Regions from separate parts of the Homo sapiens genome. Here region 1 is linked to region 2. A link is an interaction called in ENCODE POLR2A ChIA-PET data of the cell type or tissue named here. Cell type or tissue: GM12878. All regions are shown on one strand. Links, peaks and the distances in the headings refer to the core of each region. The heading gives the core; the rest is flanking DNA. Region 1 overlaps NARS2 (asparaginyl-tRNA synthetase 2, mitochondrial). Region 2 overlaps PAK1 (p21 (RAC1) activated kinase 1).

Region 1 (8,000 bases), core at 1-8,000, 1.0 Mb before region 2:
CTGGGTGAAGGAGCTCAGTGTACCATTCAGCATCTGTGCTGAACTTTTTACTTTTTAAGAGTGCACACTTGCAGCAGTACAGTAAGTGGGCCCTGGATTTGGACTGCTTATGTTAAAGCAGCTTTGATTGTGGTGCTCTGGACTATTTACTCACTTGTCTAAGCCTCAGTTTCTGAAGTTATAAAATGGAATGAAATCACCTCTCTTATAGGGTAGCAAGGATGAAATGAAATGTGTGTAAAGTGCTTGATAGACAATCTCGTCATTCAACCTTTTTTTTTTTTTTTTTTTGAGACAGTCTCACTCTGTTACCCAGGCTGGAGTGCAGCGGTGTGATCTTGGCTCACTGCAACCTCCGCCTCCTGGGTTCAAGCAATTCTTGTGCCTCAGCCTCCCAAGTAGCTGGGATTACAGTGGCATGCCACCACGCCTGGCTAATTTTTGTATTTTTAGTAGAGACAGGGTTTCACCATGTTGGCCAGGCTGGTCTCAGACTCCTGACAGCCTCAGCTGATTCACGTGCCTTGGCCTCCCAAAGTGCTGGGATTACAGGCGTGAGGCGCCGCGCCTGGCCTCAGTCAACTTTTAAAAAATGTGTTGTGGCAAAATACACATAAGATAAAATTTACCATTAGTGACATTGTACAACCAACATCACTGTCTAGTTCCAGAACATTTCCGTCACCCCAAAAGGAAGGCCCATACCCGTAAAGCAGTTGTTCTCTGTTATGTACTGAATTGCCTCTCCCCTAGGATTCATATGTTGTATTGTCCTAACCCCTATGTGATTGTATTTGAAGATAGTACTGTTAAAAAGTAAAGTTATATGAGGACATAAGGGTAGAACCATAATCCAGTATGACTGGTGTCCATATAAGAAGAGATACCAGGGGTGCTTGTGCACAAAGGAAAATCCACATGAGGACATAGCAAGAAGGCAGCCTTCAGCAAACCAGAAAGAGAGGCTTCACCAGAAACCAACCCTGCTGTCACTTTGGTCTTGGATTTCCGGCCTCTAGAACTGCAGGAAAATTAATTTCTGTTGTTTAAGGCACCCAGTCTGTGATATTTTGTTATAACAACTCATGTAAAATAGTGTACTCTCCATTTCCTCCCCACCCAATCCCTGGCAACCACTTTCTGCTTTCTGTTTTTATAGATTTGCCTTTTCTGGATATTTCATATACAGGAAATCATATAGTATGTGGCCTTTGGTGTCTAGCTTCTTTCACTTAGCCTAGTGTTTCCATCCATGTTATAGCATATATCAGTATTTCTTTTTTATGGCTGAAAATTATTCCATTGTATGAATATACCACATTTAGTTTATTCATTCATTGATGAATATTTGGGTTATTTCTGTTTTTTGGCTATATAATGCCACTATGAACATTTATGTACAAAGTTTTGTTTGAATACCTGTCTTTATTATTTCTTTGAGGTATACATTCAGGAGGAAATAGTTGGGTCATTCTATGTTTAATTTATTGAGCAGCCACCAAATTGTTTTCCATAACAGTTATACAATTTCACGTTTACACCAACAGTATACAAGGAGTATCTCTATATCCTTGCCAACATTGTTATTTTTTATTTTCAAAATTTAGCCATCAAAAAACCTTTTAAAAAGTATATTAATTAGAGGTCTAAACCTTTTTTAGGGCAGTATTTCTTTATCAGGATTCACATCATAATTACTAGTAGAGCTTTTAAATATATCCGTGACCAGGACCCTTCTTAGACTTTCTGAAGAGAGGTCTTCAGAGGTAGAGCCCTGAACTAATACTCTTCATTAAGAACCATTGCCAAAGATAGTGGTTCTCAGCATATGGTCTGGATATCTCTGGGGCTTCACATCCTCTCAGGGGAATCCTTGAAGTTGAAACTATTTTCTAATACTAAGACAGTAACTGCCTTTTTCATTCTCATTGTCTCAAGATTTTATATACAGTATTTTCCAGTCTTCATGGCATGTGATAGTGCAACAGATTGAATGCAAATGTAGGTATGAGAATCTAGCCACCTTTTGTTAAGCCAGACATTAAAGAAACTTATAAAAGTGTAAAGCAGTGTCACTCCTCTTACTAATTTTTTTGTTTTGGGAAAAAATTATGTTTCATAAAAAATATGTTATTTGTAACACATAATGGACTTGTCATTGTTTTTGTTTTGTGTGTGTGTATGTGTGTTTGAGACAGGGTCTCACTCTGTCACCTAGGCTGGAGCACAGTCACATTATCACAGCTCACTGCAGCCTCAACCTCCCAGGCTCAATCAATCCTCCTGCTTCAGCCTCCCAGCTAGCTGGGACTAAAGGCGCATGCCACCACGCTTGGCTAATTTTTGTATTTTTTGTAGAGACGGGGTTTCACCATGTTGCCCAGGCTAGTCTCAAATCCTGCCCTCAAAAGATCCACCCGCCTCGGCCTTCCAAAGTGTTTGGATTACAGGCATGAGCCACCGTGTGCGGCCTTGTCATTATTTTTAAGTAACACAAACATAATTTTAATTTATCAATTTTAGTAGTAAACGTTGGTAGATACAACCTAGATAAACCAAATTTCTTTGAGATCTACAATAATTTGAAGTGTAAAGGGATCTTTACAACATGGTGAAACCCCCATCTATAAAAAAATTTTTAATTAGCTGGGCTTGGTGGCACATGCTTGTGGTCCTCGCTACTCAAGAGGCTGGGGCAGGAGGATTGCTTGAGCCCAGGAGGTTGAGGCTACAGTGAGCTGTGTTTGTGCCACTGCACCCCAGCCTGGGTGATAGAGCAAGACCCTGCCTCAAAAAAAAATAAATAAATAAAATCAAGCAAATGCAAACTGTAGCCCGATGGAAAGGAAGGAGACAAAAAGTAACTTTGATCCATTTGTTCTCTTACCATATAGTTGGTGTTAGGTTAACCTTTTGATGTATTTATTTCATTTCATCTTTATAATAACCTCCATGACATTTATATACTCACCCTCATCTTTGCATGGGGAAATTTAGTCTTACAGAAATTAAGAACTTAGTTTGTTCATAAGTGGAGGAGCCATGATTTCAGCTTGGGTCTTTAGACTACATGTTCTTAATCAGTACCATAACCTTAAAAAAGTGAGTCATCTGGACAGGACTTGAGTCCAGGAAATTGTTGATAGTTCAATGCTATAATGACTCCTCTACCTCTGTAGTATCAGGCCTGAGAAAAGGGAACCTTTGAAATATTTGTAGACTTAAATAACACTTAAACACTATGTAGTACATGTAACTAAAGTAAAGTACTTACATGTTGTTCTCTTTAGTGGTCCTCAGAGCAAGGACCACTAAATATGAGAGGTGTAAGAGGGATAATTTCGACACGAGTAAGTGCCGTTGACAAAATTATATAGGTAATTTTAGTGTCTTATTGAGACATAAGGATAAATATTCAGTTAGAAAGAACAGTCAAATTTGTGACCTTTTCAAATAATGTTATTTTCTAAGCCCCCATATCCAGTCAGTCCTGAAGAGTCCATTGTTGCAGGAATGAAGTGGCATTTCACTCAGGAGCCAAAGAATCATATACTGCTGTGTTTACATAGAATAGACTAGGATAATTATTTTCTTGTAGTAATGTTATAGTTAATTTAAAATTTGTTCTAATTAGAGCAGTTCACCCGCTCTAGTCCTTTTCAAAGATTTTCTTGTTGACAGAGCAAAAATATGTGACAGTTTTTAAAAACTGATGCTGTTACTCTCTAGTGCCTTCTGTGAACTATTATTTCGCAGAACAGAATTATTTTTTGTTTAGTAATTGATATTCTATTTACCTTCCTTTTCTACCCTTAATCCCATCCCACTGCTGTTTCAAATATTCATTTGGGAAGCTGGGTGCCATAGTGGGCATGTGTAATTCCTCCTTCTTGGAAGCCTGAGGCAGGAGGGTCACTTGACCCCAGGAGTCCAGTCTGGGCCACATAGGAGACCCCATCTCTTAAAAAAAGTGCAATTTGGGGATCAGCATATTTTATAGAAGAAGAATTACTTATTTGACAAATATTGACTAGTATGTGTTAGGCACTAGATTAAGACTGAGGATGGGCCGGGCGCGGTGGCTCACGCCTGTAATCCCAGCACTTTGGGAGGCCGAGGCAGGCGGATCACGAGGTCAGGAGATCAAGACCATCCTGGCTAACACCGTGAAACCCCGTCTCTACTGAAAATACAAAAAATTAGCCGGGCGTGGTGGCGGGCGCCTGTAGTCCCAGCTACTCGGGAGGCTGAGGCAGGAGAATGGCATGAACCTGGGTAGTGGAGCTTGCAGTGAGCCGAGATCGTGCCACTGCAGTGAGCCGAGATCGTGTCATCCAGTCTGGGTGACAGAGCGAGACTCCATCTCAAAAAAAAAAAAAAAAAAAAAAAAAAGACTGAGGATGAGGATGCCATAATGAACCAAATAAAATATATATATATGTATATAGTCGCTCATGAAATTTTCAATATAATGGAGATGGATGTTAAATAATCACATCGATTGATGTAAATTTTTTATTTTGAAAGGTGCTGTGAACAGTAAGTAGTACTTGGTGTTATTAAAGAGCATATTGGTTTTTTCACCAAACCAACAGGAAAAAAAAAAAAAAAGAGCGTATTGGGAAGATTGGCCTAGGAAGGTTGGGAGACGACTGAAATCAAAGTGGAAGCTGGGGGGAGACATGAGTTCAGTTTGTGACAAGTGGAAGGACCAAATAAGCAGATGGATATATACTTTTGGAACTTAGAGAAGAGGGCTGGTTAGAAGGTATAAATTTGTGTGTGCCAGTAAGTAGTTAACTGAAATCATTGGCCAAGGGAAATCATATAAGGAAAAGTATCGGGAGAAAAGTTAAAGGTTCTAGGGGTAACTTTGGAGGAGTGCTACTGCTTAATGAACAGCTAAAGCGGCATGTAAAAGGAGGCAGAAATAGAGGTCAGAGCAGTATTTAGAAGGAAAACGAGGACAGTACTAGGAAAATAGTGTTAAATGTTTCAAGAGGCGAGGGTATTTCAAGGTGTATCAAATAAAATCTGGTCACTGCTTACTGTGTTTACAAGGAAGGCCCTGCATGTTCTGGTCCTTTCCACCATCTCTTATCATTGATCCTGCTACTGGCCTACACCTGTTCTTTAAATTCTTTAAACATGTCAGGCTCCTTCCTACCTTGGGACCTATGTGTTGGTGTTTGCTTTGCTAGAATGTTCTTTTCACATGTCATCTCCTCAGATGGTTAGCTAACCTTCCTCCCCCTTTAGCAGGATTGTTGTCAGACTCTGTCAAACTTGGAATTTCATCATATAATTTAGATTAAATTTTGCTTGGGTCTCAAATTCAGTTCCAAAAAAAATATTAAGAACATGTTAAAGGAAATTATTTGGCACAAGTTTTTGGCAATAAAGATAAGAATTTTTAGAATTTAGAATTCACCCTCCCTAAGGCATCTTGACATGACATGATTGTTGAAATGGTGAAGGCTGCATCTCTTTTATAATCCCTTTCCACCAAGTGTATTGCATGGTGGACAGATAGGGGAAAGCTGAAAAGGGGGTATCTGGAGTCTACTCTTTTAGGCATGTAGAAATAATGAATGCAAAATATATCACAGTATTGACAATCCAGTGAACACAAAACAGTAGTAAAATAGATGTTCATTTTCCTGAATGATGAGAAAAGCACTTGGCAAAAACTTTTAAAATCCAGTTTAATAGTTTTCTGGGAGTTCACTTAAGGTCAATGAACTTTTACTAAACTAACAGTAAAGAAGTGATATGGAGGTTGGGGGTGGTTTGGGAAGGGTGTAGTGAAAGTTGCTGATCAGTCTTATGCTGAATAAGTTCTTCCCAAACTAAAGAATAGCAGTTCCTCTGTTCTTTCAAAATGTTAAGATTCACTGTGAAATTTCAGGGCCAGAAAGAATAAATGGCCAGGCAATCAGTGACCACTTTATATTAATCTATTTGCCATCTTGAGGGCTTCATAAAACTCCATACACGGGAGAAAGTGAACTTTGTAGAACCTTTTTTTTTTTTTTTTTTTTCAATTTTGCTTTTTATTTTCCAAAGAGCCATTTTTGTAGCTATCTAGGTTGATGTGTATTGAATGTACTTTTGTTATACTAAACATTAACTCCAAGCTCATGGATTTTCCTTATATAGCTTTCCTCTCTTCATAGTTTGGCACAAGAATGATTCTTAGTGCCGAGTGTTTTCTTTTTCTCCTGGTCTCTTCTCAGAGCAATACTGGCCTTTCACCTGGTTTTGTATCTTATTTTAGAAATGGCCTTGTTCTCAGATTTTATTTAAATGTTGGTTGGTTCAGTCTTTGCTGCAAATGGCTTTCATGTCTGTGGAAGATAGGAAAAAAGAAAGAAAGAAACATAAATTAAAATAGAAGTGATTCCACATGCAGCTAGAGACAAAATTATTGCAAAAGACAGTAGAGATCAATGCCAAGCTGTCCCCAACCCCTACTCCTATAAGGATTTGAAGACCAGAAAAGCTAAATAACTTGCTAAAGATTACAAAGTATTGACGAGAATATATCATTCTCATTATTTTCATGAAGATAACATTCTAGAGAGCTGTATTTTAACACGTAAAACAAGCTATTCATAATATGCCAAACTGCTTCCCCTAGTTATCTTTGAGAAGGGGGAATATACTAAAAATTTTTCTTTCTAATTTTCTGAGTTTGCAGTGTTGTTTTGAGCATCATTGTTGTTAGTATCATGGTTAAGGCTATGAGCATTAGAGTCAGAAATGTGGATTTGAGTTTGGCTTCCACCATTTACTAAGCTATGACTTTGACTTTTGGGAAAGCTTCTTAACCCATCTGAACTGCAGTTTCTTATTCTGGAAGATAAGTGTATTAATACATACGTAGACTGAGTTAACTATGAAGGGATTAACTCTAAGGTTCTTGTCCATTTAGTGCTTGGCCCATAATGATCATTCCATAATGGTAACCACTAGTACTACTACTACTATTGCTACTATTACTTATAATAGAACACTTGATACTGAACAGTATCTTTGGATACTGACATAGGGTGATCATTATTGAATTATTTAAACATTCATCTGCTTAAAGATTAGATGCTTTCTTACGCAATTTTTCAACATACCTTCCAGTTCATTTTATCACTCTGTTACTTTAGAGGAAGCACTGTGGTCATTAGTTCTTACTCTATCAAAATGATATTTAACTCTCAGATACCTCAGTCAGAGCCTGATCCTTACTATAATTGAAATAAAAATTATTGAGCCTCTTCTGTATTTTATACTAGAGACCTTGCCCTGCATTGCCAGGGAAAATCATTAACCACTGCAAAATTTAAAAATCCCTATTGCTGCTCATCTTGGAGCATCCTGTGCTCCATAAGTATACACACAATTTCTTGTGATAAAGTACCAGAAATGTCATTTTACTTATTTAGATGTACTGTACTATTGCCAACCTACCTAGAGATGGCACAGTCACAGATTGGAAACTCAGGGCCTTGTAATTGTTGAATTTATTGTTTGGGCCAGACCTGGATTGTTTGACCCCTTTTAGGTACTGAGGGCGTCAGTGACATATATCTGAGTATTTTTCTATATTTGTAATGTTACCGTTTGTGAGGATGTGCTTTTTAGTTTACAACTGAGGAAGCCTGTCATCATCATTAGTACTCATTCATTCAGCATGAGCACCTGTTTTATCTTAGGCACTAGAGATGCGAATATGAATAAAACATGATTCCTGTTCTGGAAAACGCTGGGGGAGAAAAATAACTTAGATAGTTACATTTCAAAGTGATATGTTCTATATAATAAATATGAAAAAGTGTTATAGTAATATACGAGAGGGAGCAATAAACTTGGGGGAATGGTAAGGATTCAAAGGGGAAGTGACAGTTGAGCCAAGTATTGAAGGATGAATGGGAATTTTCTATTTGGAGGGTAGAGGAGCAGGGGAGGAGGCAATACAGGGTAGGGAAGAGCCTATGCAAAAACTA
Region 2 (10,548 bases), core at 962-8,961:
ATTGAGTAAACCTAAATCTGATTCAAGAACTAATCACTGGCAAGGAGAATGGAATTACCATGTTTGGTTTGGATGTACAATCAGGGCCTGCTCTTGGAGCTAGGAATGGGGTCAGCTTTCTCTGAGAACAGTGCTTCTCAAAGTGTTGTGTTCTGGGAACTTGCTAAAAATGCAAATTCTGGAGCCACATCTCAGACTTATGAATCAAAAACTCTGGGTGTGGGGCCCAGGAATCTGTGTTTTAACAAGCCCGCCAGATGATTTTGATTTCATGCTAAAATTTGAGAACTGCCTTAGAAACTGTTTGATGAGGGATGAATACCTGATAAAAAAAAAAGTCTGGGCTCTGTTAGGGAGAAGAAGGGAATGGATGCTGGGTAGGCAGCCAACAGCATCCATTTCAAAACTGGAAAGACGGATAGGGACCAGTTCATGAGGAATCTTGAATGTCTAGCTCACAAGGTGGTGGTGGTTGTGAGATATAAAACCGGATAATGTGTGTCTGAGGGACTTGTACAATGAAGGAGATAGGTTATAATAGGGACAGAGTATATTGAACTTGGAGCCAGAGTTTGGATTCTCATCCTGGTCTTTTTACCTCATTGAGCTTCGGGCTCCCCTTCTGTAAAATAGGGAATATAACCACTGGGGTGTTGAGACAATTAAATGGACAAATATATGTGGAAGTGCCTAGTACGTAATTTAGCATATTAATAGGTAAAGAGCTACAGAATATGAATGATGATACTTGGCTAAGGTAGTATGAATTTTATTTATTTGTTTATTTATTTTTCAAGACAAGGTCTCGCTCTGTCACCTAGGCTGGAGTACAGTGGCCTGATCATAGTTCACTGCAGCTTCAACCTCCTACTTCAGCCTGCCAAGTAGCTGGGGCTACAGGCACGTGCCACCATACCCAGTTAATTTTTTTGTATTTTTTTGTAGAGATGGGGTTTCGCCATATTGCCAGACTGGTCTTGAAGTCCTGAGTTCAAGCAATCCTCCTGCCTCAGCCTCCCAAAGTGCTAAGATTACAGGTGTGAGCCACCGCACCCAGCCTGGTGTTGGATCTTTGATCATATTCAGATCAGCTCTGGTTTAACTGCATGAACATGGGTTCTGCTCTGCAGTCTTACCCTGGGGCATTATATGAATTATTTGGCTGTTACAGGGATAGTGCAGTTCCTTTTGCTCTTATAACTAATATGTATTCAGCTTGCTGTGACCATACATATTTTATGTTCTTCCCTGGCACTATAATTCATTCCTTTTTATTTTCTCCTGTGAGGTAATTAAAATTTGTAATACCATGCCCTTTTCCCCCTTGTTTTTTTTTTTTTTAATATATCTCACATTTTCTAAATATAGAATACTTACAAGTTCATGTTAAGTTTCAGTGGGAAAGGTGTTTAGAATCAGTTTGGACTCTCTCCTTTGCTTTATATATAAAGAAACTAGGACAGACAGGGAAATAATTTTTCCAAAAAAATTTTTTTTTTTCCTGAGACTGAGTTTTGCTCTTTTCGCCCAGGCTGGAGTGCAATGGCGCGATCTCGGCTCACTGAAACCTCTGCTGCCTGGGTTCAAGCGATTCTTCTGCCTCAGCCTCCTGAGTAGCTGGGACTATAGGCGTGCGCCATACACCTGGCTAATTTTTGTATTTTTAGTAGAGACGGGGTTTTGCCATATTGGCCAGGCTGATCTTGAACTCTTGACCTCAGGCGATCTGCTTGCCTCGGCCTCCTGAAGTGCTGGGATTACAGGCGTGAGCCACCGCACCTGGCCTCCAAAATCTTATATATCCCACTTCTTCCTTCTTCCTATTTCTTGGCATGGATGAATTTACATCTGGGGCTTTCATTTTTTTGTTCTGTAATACTAGTAAAAAGTCATTTGTAGATTGTTTAGATCTGATGGGATTTAGTTAAAGTCATAAGCCTGATTTGCTGTGAGGCAGGGCTGATGTGCCAACCTAGGAAGAGAGAAAGCTAGTGAATAGAAGTGTTAGGAATCCAGCAGAGGGAAAAGGGCCCTACCATGAACACACTCTTTACTCCTACTTGGCTTGTTATTAGATGTGCCAACCCTGTTATTAGGTGGCTTATGGCTTCTTCTTTCTTTATATCTAGGGTGTTTGAGGAAGGTAAATATGCCTTTTGAATGGGTAATTTCTACTCTTTGGTGCTGAGCATTTTCCACCTTCGTCTATACTGTAAATAACCAGTCTTTTTTTTTCTTTTAGAAAGTTACTGCTTGAGTGGCAAGGAAATTAGAGAAACTGCTTCTCATAGACTAGTTGGGTTGCTGGCTGAAGGGGACCCTAGGAGATGTCTAATTCAACACCCTTATTTTATGAATGAGAAACTGAAGCCAAGAGAAGAAAAGCAGCTCATTCAATATTATATAAGTTAGTTACAGAGTCAAGACCACATCTCAGCACTTCTGACTCCCTATTAAGTATATTTTTACTACACCTCTCTGCAAGGCAAGTGTAAGAGGAATTGTGGGGTAGTGTAAAGAGTGCAGATTTGAGGGCATGAGATCTGGGTACAAACTGTGGCTCTGCTACTTACTGACCTGTTTCTCAGAAAGTAATATCACTTCCTTAAGCACCAGTTTCCTATTTATAAAATGAAATTATGTTGATACTCTGCCTCACAGCGTTATCATTAGAATGAAATGTGAGATGCAGGGGAAAAAATGAAATGAAGACTTTAAAGTGGACGTGGCCAATTTACTTATGAATTTTTAGCTCCATCACTTATTAACTGTGTGATTTTGGGCAAGTCACTTAATTTCTGTGAACGTAGTTTTTTCTTTGTAAAATTGAGACAATAATAGCTCTCTTACAGGGTTGTTTTGAGGACATTAATATATATAAATGTAGGGGAAAAGAAATATTTTTCCCATTGCTATGTTCATGGCTGAGGCTCCTGTAGCAAAAGACATTAACGAGAGAGGTCGGGCGTGGTGGCTCACGCCTGTAATCCCAGCACTTTGGGAGGCCGAGGCAGGCGGATCACCTGAGGTCAGGAGTTCGAGACAGCCTGACCAAAATGGTGAAACCCCGTCTCTACTAAAAATACAAAAAATTAGCCGGGCGTGGTGGTGGCGCCTGTAGTCCCAGCTACTCGGGAGGCTGAGGCAGGAGAATGGCATGAACCCAGGAGGCGGAGCTTGCAGTGAGCAGAAATCGTGCCACTGCACTCCAGCCTGGGCGACAGAGCAAGACGCCGTCTCAAAAAAAAAACAAAAAAAAACAAAAGACATTAACGAGAGAAAAGCAAGCAAATATATTTAATACAAGTTTTACATGACATAGGAGCCTTCATAAGGAAATGAGGATGCAAAGAAACAGGCAAACTTGTGTATTTTTATGTTTAGGTTTGATGGAAGAAGTGGGTAGTCTTGGAGAAATATGATTGGACAAAGGCGGTATGATGTAATGGTAATAGGATCAGGGTTGGAGGGAACTTAGCAAGGCTGGTTTGTTCAGATTTTTCTGTATGTCCCTGTGTCTTCAGAGAAAAATGAGGCTTTCCTCTGGGAATAAGGAGGGTACCTCTTGAATGAGGATCTGATTACCTGCTTCAGGGGAGAAGGGTGAGGGGAAGCTGAGAGTGAGAATACTTTCTTGCGTCTGCTGTTTTCTCATATGCTAAGATGTCATATTTTGGGGTAGCATGTCTTGAACCCCATTATAAAGAATCAAAGTGGTGGCTGGAACATAATAGGTAGTCAGTAAATGTTTGAGATATTCTCAGAAGACTTAGTTCTGTCTTCTCAAATGGTTTCCCTAAAGTCTTAAAATAAATACATCAGAACTTCTTGTTCTGTGGTTTTAAAGTGTTTTGTGGAGTTTGATTCCAGAGGCTATAGGTGGTGTAAGGTATGAGCTTTGCTGTTAGTCAGATTTCCATTCTAAACTCCTGTGGCACATAGGCAAGCTCTTCTGCCCAGAGAAGGGCCTCTAGAGATGGCAGGTTTTGTGGTAAATGGATTGAAAAAGAGGAGGAGGAAACTTGGTAACTGGGAAACTTGGGTCACTTCTGCAGGCAGTTGCAGCCCACTGAATAGCAGTATGTCAGGACCTTAGTGGTGAAACCATTTTTCATTGTGATCTCTGTCTCTGTTATTCTAAGTGTCTCAAAAACTGGAACCATGTCTAAGTCCTCTGCTGTTTCAACACCTGACCCACAGTAGATATGCCAATGTATTTTTTTGAAATAATATCTATCTAAAGTGGAGAACTTCTGTGGCCCATAGAGTTCCATAAATCCCTAATGGCTCCTAATTCTTCACCCCAGCTTCACCTTGCAGAGATATTTGTATTTAACAAGGATTTTCTAGTCTTTAATCATAAGGATTTGCAGGATTTCAGGTCTTGGGTTTTTTAGGCCTTGCTCTGCTGCCTACTTCCCTTTGCAAATATGGTCAGGCCAGACAGCTATTTCCTTCATCCCTAGTCATTGTGTGGGACCTGCCAGGTTCTTTCGGGTTTTTAATGCTGGGGTGGTATTTGTGGCTTTAATGCACAAGAGTTGGGGAGCATGAAACCCACATGATCAGGTAAACATCATTCTCTCAGTGGGTCCAGGGTTATGAGAAAACATAATGCTGGGATGTTCTTTCTTCCCAACTCTACCCCTAGAATTGATACTTTTATGTAAGCCATTAATTCAGTAAATACCTTCTGAGCATATATACTGTGGATCAGACATTCTGCTGGGTGCTTTAAATAATTATCTTTCCAAATACTCACAAGTTAATACTTTGAGTTAGACTGAGGGTATTGCCTTCAATTTCGCAGAAAAGGAGTCTGAAGTTTAGATGAAAGGAAATGACTTGCCTTAGCTAGTAAAGGGCAGACCCAGGATTTGAAACCAAGTCTTCATGACTAAAAGATAATCATTGATTGTCATGCTTGTCTATGCTTTCAGAATGGGAAGCTCCTTGAAGATGCATGTCTGATTGAATTTTTGCTCCCTGTTCTCAGCACAGGGGCTAAAACAGAATTTTTAAAAAATTGAATATGTAATACATTGGAAAGTCCTAGATAGAATAGGGGAATTGGGGTGAGGGTATTGAGAAACTGTTTCCTAGTCCACATTATTTCCCTGGAGAAGCTCCAGTCCTTAGGGTGATTTTTTTTTTTTTTTTTTTTTTACCTATAGGATTGAAAAGGAAAGCATTATTCATTCCAGCAACCCATAAGGAAAACTAACACAAACATTGTAATGCTTTAAAGATCTTCGTGTCTCATTGGGAAAATAACACCTCCTTCACTGTGTTATTTTGAGGAAAAGTGAGATGATAAAAGAGTCTGCCTGAACTCTAACGTTTTATGTTAAGTTGTTTTCATGCCTGGCTTTACCTGCCCTATCCCCTTTCTGGGCTTCAGTTTCTCTATGTGTACAGTGAGATGTTGAACTGAATGGTCTTGCTGCTCTTCCTTCCTTCATTAACATGAGAACAGATAGTTGATGCCTCTGATGTTCATGTTGTTCCCATTGCCCTTTTCTCTTTAAGCGCACTGCCTAGTTTCCTTTAAAGTCGTTGCCTTCTTTAGTTTTCTTTTTAAGCTGTTTCTGTGTGGGCTAGTGTTCCCTTTTGAGGTTGAATTGAATTGTGTAAGGCCTCAGGAAGTGGTGGAAGCACCTTCCTCAAACCTGGTTGCACCAAAGGCCCATCAAGTCAAGTCTTGTCCCCAAAGAGGAAGAGAAAGCCTGGGGTTCTTAGCCCAGGCTAAGATTGAAGGAGTTTCTCTTTCGAGCTTTCTGGGTTAATTTCAAAACGTACAGGAGGGACATTTTCTTTTAAATTTCAAACACTCACCCTGTATATCATTAATATTCCTTAGCCATTTTTGTATAATATCATTTTTTAATTTCTATCCACCTTCTTAAATCTGTCCCTTGGGTCAGACAAAATGAATTCAACCTTTCCTCCACATGACAATTCTTTATAATCACAATAGTGATTTTATTACTGTTCTTCTCCAGCTAAATAGTTTCAAGAGTTTCTCAAATGACTACCTCTTTTTGCCTATTATACCACTTTGCTTTCCACAAAAAACTTCCCATGGGTAGTCCCTTCCTCATGCTAATCTTATTTCTGGTTCTGTATAACCTATCACTTCTTTGTAAGTTTTCACACTATTGCTGAAATAAGCCAAACATTCTTTCTCATGTTCCCTTAACTTGGGTCTCATAGCATTTTGTTTGTTTAACATGTTTTCCTTTGCTTGCTGTCCTTACACTCAACAACCTTCAAGACCAAGTTCAAATATCTGTCTCTGATGCCTTCTCTGACATTGTCCTCCTGTGCCAGGCAGAATTAGTATTTCTTCCTTCAGTGTTTATGTGTTACTCTGTTGTAATGGCTATGACATCATTTCTTATATTATATTTGTACTGTGTTATATTTTGTGTTGTACTGTATTGTAATTAATGTAATTTGTATATTCTACCTCTCCTTAAACACTTCTTCAAAACAACCCTTCCAAGGTTAGAAATACGTAGCAAATACCAGGTGGTCAATAAAAGAGGAAAGTACCACGCATTGAGTAACTTACTGCTGTGCAAGTTGCCTAATAAATATTCCCAATCCTCACAACAGGTCTCTGACATATTTTTCCATTTTTTCCCATATGAGTCTCCCATTTTACATATGAGGTAATTGAGGTCCAGAGAGATTAAATGATTAATTTCTGATCTCACAGCTGGTAACTCAGACAGAATTGGGATTCAAACCCAAGCTTGCTGATTCCAAAGCTTGAGTTGTGTTTGGAACTATTCTTCTGACTCCTAATTCAGTATTCTTTCTGTGCACATCAAAAACACACAAATTGAGTATGTAGATGTGTTTAATGCAGTGATGGACTAGAGTTCAAATGGGAGTGTGGTGGAATGAGGAGCAAATAGCTGTGGTACTCTCATAATTGTGTATTAAGAAATAGCCCTAGAGTTATTAATGCCTTAATTGCAACTGTAGGCAATTCTGTAATTTGGCATTTTAAAATGAATCTATTTTGGCTGGGCATGGTGGCTCACGCCTGTAATCCCAGCACTTTGGGAGGCTGAGGTGGGCGGATCACCTGAGATCAGGAGTTTGAGACCAGTCCGGCCAACATGATGAAACCCCCGTCTCTACTAAAAATACAAAAATTAGCTGGGCGTGGTGGTGGGCGCCTGTAATCCCAGCTACTTGGGAGGCTGAGGCAGGAGAATCGCTTGAACCCGGGAGGTGGAGGTTGCAGTGAGCTGAGATCGTGCCACTGCACTCCAGCCTGAGCGCGAGACTTCCCCTGAAAAAAAAAAAAAGAATCTGTTTCATCTTGTTAGCAGATATAACAACACCTACCTTTGGACATGTTCTGTTCTAAAAAGGGATGAAAAGCTGCTTCTCTCACACTACCACGGGCAAGATAGATGAGCTCAGCTTTGACTTGAAACAGTGTTAGTGCTTATGAAATCTTTCGCCTCCAAGTTTTGTCCTATTTTTGTTAGGTGCTGGTAACCTACCTTTCAGAGCTATAGAATCAGACAATGGGAATAATGGGATTCTTATCCCAACTATTTGAACAGGTTCTCACCAGGGAGAGCCCAAACACAAAGGACCTTTTTGGAGTTGGTAAAGAAGGCCAAAATGTAGACCCTGGGAAACACCTCTGCCTCCTTGTTTTGTGGCATGGGCTGCTGATTCATCCTATATTCTTTTAAGTTGGCTAATAGCGGATGTGTTATAGAAAGGTAACAAAAATAGGATCTAGCTCTTCTTATCTCTGTGTGGTTTTGGGTAAATGATTTATACTTCCTATGTCTTTATGTGTTTTAATCCAGTGATTCTTTCCAGGTGAAGGGATCCTGTTGTACAGGGACCACACATCTTTGCTGCTCAGGGACTATGCAAGGCTCTAGATTACAGCTTCTTTTGCTCTCCTTTTTTGTTTTTTTTTTTTCTTTTTGTCACAGCTCCCCTATTCACTATTATTCTAAACAGTTTTTGAAATCTCTTACCGTCTGATGTCCCCTCACCCATTCTCTTTATTGTTGAGGTTCATACCTCTTTTATAGCTTTACCATCATTTTAGAGTGATTTTGGGAGGGAACATAAGTAAATGTGTTTTCAATCTGCCAATTTTAACTAGAAACAAACTTCAAAGGAAGTTAAACCAATAGAAAACTGAAGTTGCATTTATATCTAGAGTTATAAAAACTTTACCATGAAAGTACATGAGAGGATAGACCTTTCAATGAGATGTTCTGGATTCAAATCTTAGCTCCATCATCTATTAACTATATGACCTTGGGTCTGAACTTTCTTTTTTTTTTTTTTTTTTTTTTTGAGACAGGGTCTCGCTGTTTCACTCAGGCTGGAGTGTAGTGGCATGATCTTGGCTCACTGCAACCTCTGTCTCCTGGGTTCAAGTGTTTCTCATGGCTCAGCCTCCTGAGTAGCTGGGATTACAAGCCTGCACCAGCATGCCTGGCTAATTTTTGTATTTTTAGTAGATTCAGGGTTTCGCCATGTTGGCCAGGCTGGTCTCGAACTCCTGGCCTCAGGTGATCCACCCACCTCGGCCTCCCAAAGTGCTGGGATTACAGGTGTGAGCCACCGTGCCCAGCCTGGGTCTGAGCTTCTTAATAAAGGATAGGCCAGCACAGCCTAGCATAGAGACAGTGAGTCAAACATTTTAATATCATGAACAACAAATATTATATTTATTATCTGCTGCATGCTAGTGCTAGACCCTAGAGATACAAAGATGACTAAGATTCACTTCCTTTCTTGGAGAAGCTTGCAGACTAGTGGCAAAGAAAGAGAAAATAATACTTTAGGAACTGTTGATTGAGCATGTACTATGAACTGTGATAAGTACTGGAGATATAAAGATGAATGAGACAGTTTCAACCCTGAATGTGCTTATTGTATAGTGGGGGTGGGGTGATGAGAAGGAGCCCTGTAAATCAATAACTAATACAACGGACAAGGGAGAATAGGGCATTTACGATCAAGAAGGGAGAAGTGGTATCTGTAAGTTGAAGAAGATACCGCTTCAGGATTGCACTACATGATCTTTAAGCTCTCTCTTGGCCCCAAACAGTCCATGATTCTATATGTGATAGATATTATGTATATAAAAAGCTCATGAAGAGAAATGTAGATTTTTAAATAGCTCACTCCGGTGTGAAACAGAATTAGGGAAGTAGGAAAAGTGATTTTCTGGTTATCACATTCTAAAACAACAGTGGTTGTTGAACATTTTCCAGAAAGTGATCAAGAGAGCAAATGTTTCCTGAATACCTTGCCTGAGGTCAGTTTTTCCCTAAGAATGGTAGATGATACCAAAGAAGTATAAAATAGTGTTTCTGCCCTTAAAAAACTTTGATTTCATTAAGAATGTAGGATATATACACTAAAAATAAATTGAACAGTGCCACCAAATAAACTGGGTACAAACTTTAGTAGTTTAGAGAAAGGTGGCTGTATTAGTTTCCTAGTGCTGCTGTACCACAGATTGGGTGACTTAGAAAAACAGAAATTTGTGGTCTCTCAGTTCTAGAGGCCAGAAGGTTGAAATCAAGGTTTTTGCAGGTCCACCTCTGGAGGTGCCTGGCCTCTATCCTAGTTTCTGTTACCCTCTGGCCTTTCTTGGCTTATGGATGGCTTCTTTTCCCTTTGTCCTTTCACCTAATCTTATCTCTGTGTGTGATTGTCTCTTGTGTCCAAATTTCCCCTTTTTATAAGGACACCAATTATATTGGATTAGGGTCCACCCTAATGACCTCATTTTAACTTGATTACGTCTGTAACTACTCTAATTCCAAATAAGGTCAATCCTAAGGTATTGGTGGTTAGGATTTTAACATTTTTTTTTTTTTGAGACACAATTCAACCCATAACAGTAGGCTGGATGGTCAGGAAAAGAACTTGGTCAGGTAGGATTTGGATTAGCAGAGAGAAGTAGAGATATTGTGGGATAAGTCCTTGCAGTATTCAGACCTCCATCAGAGGACACTTGAGGTGAATTCATCTTGGTGGAACCAAGGAGTTTTGAGATCCCCCAAACAGGGACATTTGGAGGAAAAAGACAACTTCAGTTTTTTTACTTAGTTGTTTTTGTGTATATTATACTATTGTGGGCAGCTTTTCTTTTTCTAGAAGCAATTTTGTTGCTGTATGCCACATTTCTAGTCATGACCATTAAGATGTTGATTGCATGGTATATAACAATTTATTCTTAGGCAACAGAAATTAAATTATTTTAACTTACATGGCCATTCACAATAATAGAAGATGTTTTGCTTCGTAATTGTGATGAGTTTACAAAGAGTTAGATGGCTTCACTCAGAGAATTTCACATTAGAAAACGAGGGTGAATCAGGACATTTCTCAATCTGTGGCTCTGGGGGTTAGGCCAATAGTTTTTGAGCATGACCACACCCGGGAAACTTAAAAATATAAGCTTCCTGATGATACCCACGTCCCACCCTGGACCAAATAAGTTAAATTTGGGGGATGGTGGTTGGTATGGGACCCAGGCGT

Evidence for each region. Peaks named below come from ENCODE experiments on the same cell type or tissue, not always from the same donor. Only the 100,000 strongest peaks of a DNase experiment are listed, where the experiment ranks them.
Region 1: POLR2A ChIA-PET joins it to region 2 with 5 read pairs; 2 of 35 experiments call an interaction of 5 or more read pairs at or near these places.

The regions. Positions count from the first base shown.
Region 1 is chr11:78,495,283-78,503,282 of GRCh38, reverse strand. All of the region lies in intron 6 of NARS2 (asparaginyl-tRNA synthetase 2, mitochondrial), which reads left to right. It overlaps LOC105369403 (a long non-coding RNA gene), which reads right to left. Exons shown (of 2, transcript XR_007062798.1): 2 at 5,692-6,347. Among named protein-coding and RNA genes, the nearest start is that of NARS2-AS1, 34 kb to the left of the region's middle. In GM12878, for the core only: no CTCF peak of the experiment used is centred there; no DNase peak of the experiment used is centred there.
Region 2 is chr11:77,444,310-77,454,857 of GRCh38, reverse strand. All of the region lies in intron 1 of PAK1 (p21 (RAC1) activated kinase 1), which reads left to right. Among named protein-coding and RNA genes, the nearest start is that of PAK1, 25 kb to the left of the region's middle. RefSeq lists enhancers at 5,364-5,793, 5,373-6,143. In GM12878, for the core only: no CTCF peak of the experiment used is centred there; a DNase peak (open chromatin) is centred at 5,627; H3K4me3 peaks cover 1,576 bases; H3K27ac peaks cover 5,746 bases.